2 separate regions of the Homo sapiens genome follow, and region 2 is linked to region 1. Evidence: chromatin loops called from intact Hi-C (ENCODE). Cell type or tissue: MCF 10A. All regions are shown on one strand. Each heading gives the region's core, and the rest is flanking DNA. Links, peaks and the distances in the headings are about the cores only.

Region 1 (2,922 bases), core at 182-2,681:
ATGCTAAACACCTATCAGACTATTAAATGAAGTAATGCATCCACATTATCAACAGAGAGCTTGTCATGTAGTAGACATCTAGCGAAATGTTTTTTCCCAGCACCATTTTTATATGAGGAAATGGAGCCTTAGGAAAGTAGATTTTTAAAGGTCAGACCTTTAAAAATCAGCTTTGGATCCAATATTAAATCCATATCTCCCAAAGTAGATACGATAGTACCAGTCATCAGTAGATCTGTGCCACTGCTTTTTCCTATTTATAGCAGGTGCCATACCATTGGTGACTATAATTATTTTCCCAGATTAAACAAAGACCTCCCATTGATATCTATTACAATCCAATTTATGTTTCAGAAGTTGAAATTGCTAATTTAGTGATTTCAACACAAACTTTTAATCTGGATCTTAGCTTTGTGTGAAGTGCTTGCTATTATTTTGCTGTATCTTGTGATGGGGCTGGCATATATTTAACCCCATTGATGACACTTGAATCGTATTAAAATGATGTAGCTAAGAATTTGGGCTCTGAAGCTAGACTCTGTGGCTTTGAATCCCAGTCTGTCATTTACTAGCTGTGTTTGTGTCTCAATTGCTTCATTTATAGAGCATGCAGAGTACCTTTCTCCACAGAGTTACTATACAGATCAAAAGAGCGAATACATGTAAAGTGCCTAAAATGGTGCCAAGTCTATAGTAAAAGTTCAACAAATGTTAGTTATTATTTAGTAGAAAGGATTCCTTAAAAATGTGTGATTATACTGTAAGATTAATCTATAAAGAAATGTGGGGTTAGGAGGTACTTGACTGGAAATTTAAGTCCTTGGAATAGCAGTAGAGAAGAAAGGAAGAAGAAAAAGATCCTACCAGAAATATGTGTATCTAACAATCAAGGGAAAGCCACATAAAACAAGAACAAGATTGAAATTACAGCGAAAGGAGTTTGGGACTGTTTCCTCCCAGCACAGTGTTTCCCTAAGCCTCCAGTCAAAAACAGGCTGGTTGACATGATTATTTAGTGGCCAGTAAATTCCTAAAAAATGAGAACAAAAACAATTAATTTGGTACCTAGGAGATGATACCAGATGTGACAGAGGGCAAAAATGGCAGCCCTTTGTGACAGACCTAAAAATGTATTTACTACCTTTACCTAAGATATTATGTGTTCTGCATGAAGCAGTCATGAGAAGGAATGAGTCACTTCCCCAGGAAGCGCATATCCGAGGAATTTTAGGTGATACAAATAGAGTCTGAGTAAGGAAATGGTGAAACACCATCTCCTATCTTATTTTAATCACTTTCCTCTTCTGGCCCTGGGATCCAACCTGCCTCAATGCTGTTAAACCAGCGACTTTCCATGTGGGGTTTTCCATTGTTTCTAACCAGTGAGGATGAGGTCCGTACCCAGTCTACCCTGGAACTCAACTCCAATTTTGCATAAAATTCTTTTGCAAAGTTCTCCCTCGACACCTGCCAATCAAGGACCATCTTTATAACCTTTGTTACAGAATGTTTGGGGAATTTCGCAATGGCCACAGAATGTACCAAGACAGTGCTGCTTGAGAGGCTGCCACTCCCAGGGAATTCTGAGGACCTCTGAGGGAAGTTGTTTCATTCTAGATGCCAACCTTGTATCATCTCATCTCTAAACTCATTGTACTATTACACAAACTGAGTTTATTACAGTGTGTGTGGGTGTTAACAGAGAAACAAAGAGCATACTAGCATACTATGAGAGTATATCATAGAAGCTGAGCTAGCCTGGTAAGAGACATTTACTGTGCCCTGAATTCGTGAGAGTGAAGTAGGAAGAAACTGCCAGAGGTAGAACTCCAAAAACAGAAGGCTGTTTTTTTTTTTTTTTTTTTTTTTTTTGCATTTGAAGAGTTGGAAGAATTTTGGTACAGCTTTATGGGATCAGTTAAGTCTAGTAGACTGCTAGAGATTGGAGGTAAATAGACCTCTGTGGCCACAGGTAAAAGCAGATTCTGAATTCAGATGGTCCATAGGCTTGTCTAAGTTCATGTTACTCTCTAAAGCATTATTTGCAAGCACATGTTTTGGGTGGGATGCATGTTACACACCTAGATGAGAAGGTAAGAGGGTATCATGAAGGTTATAGAAGTAACAAGACAATTCTTAGACCTCTAAATCCAAGCTTAACCATCTGCTAGCTCTCTGGAGGACTGATTTTATTCTTATATGGTGGTACATTTATTTTGTTTCATATGTTAATTCAACACTAAAATTTACCATATTGACTATATTTACTAAATTACAGACATAGTTGTATTATATTCTTGTGTTTTAAGGCCTCTTCCGAGTAATGCCACCTTTTGTCTACTGTTTAACCATTTAATGCCAGGTTCTCATGGGAATCAAAATAGGCAATTATAAGTGACCCAAATGAAATCATGAATTTAGATGGACTTTCTCTGCAATTGTAGATAGAAACACAATGGCAGTAGGAAAGACTGAATGAGGATGAGAGAAAACATGCTACGGATATCGGAATTTGGCCTAATGGTGGATCTGTAATGGAGATGGTAGCTCTACTAAAGGGAACCACACCCATAATTATCTATCAGTCCATGAGTGTATAGAACATTTCTGTACTCTGTAGTTTTTGGCTTTTTATACCTTGCCGTATATAATGAGTACAAGTGTGGCTTAAATGAAATAGGCTTTGACCCTTGGTAAACTAGAGAATAGACTTCAGTTATGATTTAACCAACATCGCATGGTAAACTCAAGAATAGCTATACATCCATGAATTAACAAACACTATGTGAAAATGTTACATTCAGAAAGGAAGACCTATTCCACTAAAATTTCCTTCCCTGTAAGGGAAAGATCTATTTCTATCAACTCTGGTCAGACTTTGGGGATATAAGATTCATACAGAAAAATATCAGGACACAACAT
Region 2 (2,922 bases), core at 236-2,735, 53 kb before region 1:
GGGAGAGTCTAGCAAGAACAGGCCTCAATTTACTCACATGACTAAATTAAATGGACAGAGTGTAACAGGACTTGAGATGCCCCCATCGTAAACGCAAAAGCACCAGGCAGGAGAAATCAAAATTCTGCCTTTGCTAAAGCAGCTACTAGTGCCTAAGGACTGAGATAGAATTTTGTTTTTTTAGTAAAATTTAAAATGTTAACTGTTTTTGCATAAGCACACTTTCCTCAAAGTAAAAGCATGAAGAACAGCACTTAAACATATAACGGATAAAAGAAAAGAAAGAAAAGGATTAGAGATAAATTTCTCTAGCCAGGTGACGAATGAAATCGAGCACAATTTTTTAATATCAGGGAGGTTTCATATACATCCTGGTCAAGCAGAGCCAGAGTGGTGGACACCCTGACACAGTTCAGAAATAGCAGCTCTGGAAGAAGTGGGCCCAAAGTCAATAGAGAGATGGAGCAGAAAAGAGGACGGAGTCACGCTCCTGACCAACCAAAATAGTTGTTCCAGTGTCCTCATCTGCAGAAATACCAGATGACGCAAAACATATTCTTTGTTTCTGAGATGGAGTCTCACTCTGCCGCCAAGGCTGGAGAGCAGGGGCACGCGATCTCGGCTCACAGCATCATCCGCCTCCTGGGTTCAAGCGATTCTCCTGCCTCAGCCTCCTGAGTAGCTGGGATTACAGGTACGCACCACCACGCCCGGCTAATTTTTTGTATTTTTAGTAAAGACGGGGTTTCGCCATGTTGGCCAGCCTGGTCCCAAACTCCTGACCTCAAGTGATCCGCCCGCCTCAGCCCCCCAAAGTGCTGGGATTATAGGCGTGAGCCACCGCACCCAGCTGACCCAAAACATATTCTTCTCTTCATCTTTCATTCTAAGTCTCTATCCTTCTGCTGTACTTAAGAGAAGCATTCATGTCTGTATTTCCTTAAGGAAAAAGTTTTCAAATAATGATGAAGCTAAAAGCCTCTCTGATCATCATGAAAAACTTTACTACATTTCTTTTGGGAACAGGATTAAGATAGGAAAGAGCATATTAAACAGAGAATAGATCATCTTCCAGATTGGCTGAAACAGCAATGGCAATAGAGAGTATTTTGGGATATAAAGCTAAAGAGATGGGTTGGTGATAGATCATGGAAGGCCTTAACTAACAGACTGAAAAGATAGGTCTTTATCAAGAGACGAAAATTCAATTCCAAAGCCTTTAGAAGTTTTTAGCAGTGAAATGGTATGCTCAGAACTCTGCTTTTAAAGTTTACTTTGGAGCAGAGTGTAAGATGGATGGTGTATTAGTTATCTATCACTGCATAAGATATTGCCCCAGAATGTTGCAGCTTAAAAAAACAAACATTGTTACTTCTGCAGTTTCAAAGAGGTAGAAATCCAGAAGTGAGTAAGCTAGGTGATTCTGACTCAAGGGTTTATGAGGCTGTGGTCAAACTGTTGGCCAGTACTACAATCGTAGGAGGACTTGAGTGGGCCGGAGGATCCCCCAAGATAGCTCAATCTCATGGCTTTCACTGGAACATTTAGTTCCTCACCACATGGGCTTTTCTACAGGCTGCCTAAATGTCTTCATGCCATTTCATGACATAGCTTCCCCTAGAGCGTTCCAAGAGAAAGTGAATGAGGAGGAAGCCTCATGCTTTTAATGACCTAGTCCCTGAAGTTGCACCCTGTCACTTCTGCTCTATTCTATTATTAGAAATAGGTCACTGGCCAGGCGTGGTGGCTCACGCCTATAATCCCAGCACTTTGGGAGGCCAAGGTGGGCAGATCATAAGGTCAGGAGATTAAGACCATCTTGGCTAACACAGTGAAACCCCGTCTCTACTAAAAATACAGAAAATTAGCCAGGCATGGTGGAATGTGCTTGTAGTCCCAGCTACTCGGGAGGCTGAGGCAGAAGAATCGCTTGAACCCGGGAGGCGGAGGTTGCAGTGAGCCCAGTGAGTGAGACCCCGACTCCGTCTCAAGGGAAAAAAAAAAAAAAGAAGTGGGTCACTAAGTCCCGCCTACTCTCAAACATGGGCAGGGGCAGGAGTCAGAGGAAGGAACTGGGCTCCAACTCTTGAAGGGGGAGATAACAAAGAATTTAGGGACATGAATTATTAATAAGACCAATATAGATGGTTTATCATTGGAATGTCTTAGGGATTTTTACCTTACATCTGGTGCCTCCCATTCCAGAGGATATTTGGGGCAGGAAAACAAATCAGAAGTCTGGTGCAATGGTAAAGAGGCCAAACAAGGAGACCTCAGCTAAGGCAGTGTGTTGAAGAAGAGGAACGTCAGGAGAAACATTTATGAGGATAAATTATGAGGGTTATTTTTAGCAAGACTTTCAGTAAATTAGATGTTAAGAACTATTCAAAATTTTCTTATTTTTAAACTATCTGTCGTCATCAGATAGGGTATATGGGACTGGTCAGATGATGGCGTCGTTGGCAAGAATAAAGAAGTTAGAGGACATGTTGAGGAGACACAGAGAGATAATGTGTTTGCTTCTGCAAAGATTGACTTTGTAATATCAGTGGCCCTCCCATGTGCAAACATCTAGCAGGCTGTTGAAATACTAACCTGGAACTGAACCATGAAAAATAGGGGATGAGCAATAATATAAATAAGCAATAATATAAACTCGGCAAGGAATGGCTTGGCCAAAGGGGAAGGAAGGAAGACGGTTCAGTTTAGCCTCTTGAAAAATGGATACATTTGCAAGAAGGAGGAAAAAACCAGAATTTTTGAAAGGAATCAAGAAAAGAGTTCAGAATTGCACGGGACATGATAGCAGGAGGAAAGGGAAGATGAGGTCAGTTTGCAGTGCCGAATGTTGTGAGAGGTCAGGAAGGAGCTGGACTGTGTGGGGACAAGTGTGTTCAGAGATTGTGCTGTCTGTGGTATCTA

Evidence for each region. A loop is a pair of places that touch in the nucleus more often than their neighbours do. Peaks named below come from ENCODE experiments on the same cell type or tissue, not always from the same donor. Only the 100,000 strongest peaks of a DNase experiment are listed, where the experiment ranks them.
Region 2: a loop joins it to region 1, with 5 times the contacts of the local background. A loop is called at or near these places in 2 of 110 quality-filtered maps.

The regions. Positions count from the first base shown.
Region 1 is chr10:106,505,376-106,508,297 of GRCh38, reverse strand. No RefSeq gene overlaps it. Among named protein-coding and RNA genes, the nearest start is that of LINC02624, 370 kb to the right of the region's middle. In MCF 10A, for the core only: no CTCF peak of the experiment used is centred there; DNase peaks (open chromatin) are centred at 1,257 and 1,547.
Region 2 is chr10:106,558,196-106,561,117 of GRCh38, reverse strand. No RefSeq gene overlaps it. Among named protein-coding and RNA genes, the nearest start is that of LINC02624, 420 kb to the right of the region's middle. In MCF 10A, for the core only: no CTCF peak of the experiment used is centred there; DNase peaks (open chromatin) are centred at 1,487 and 2,597.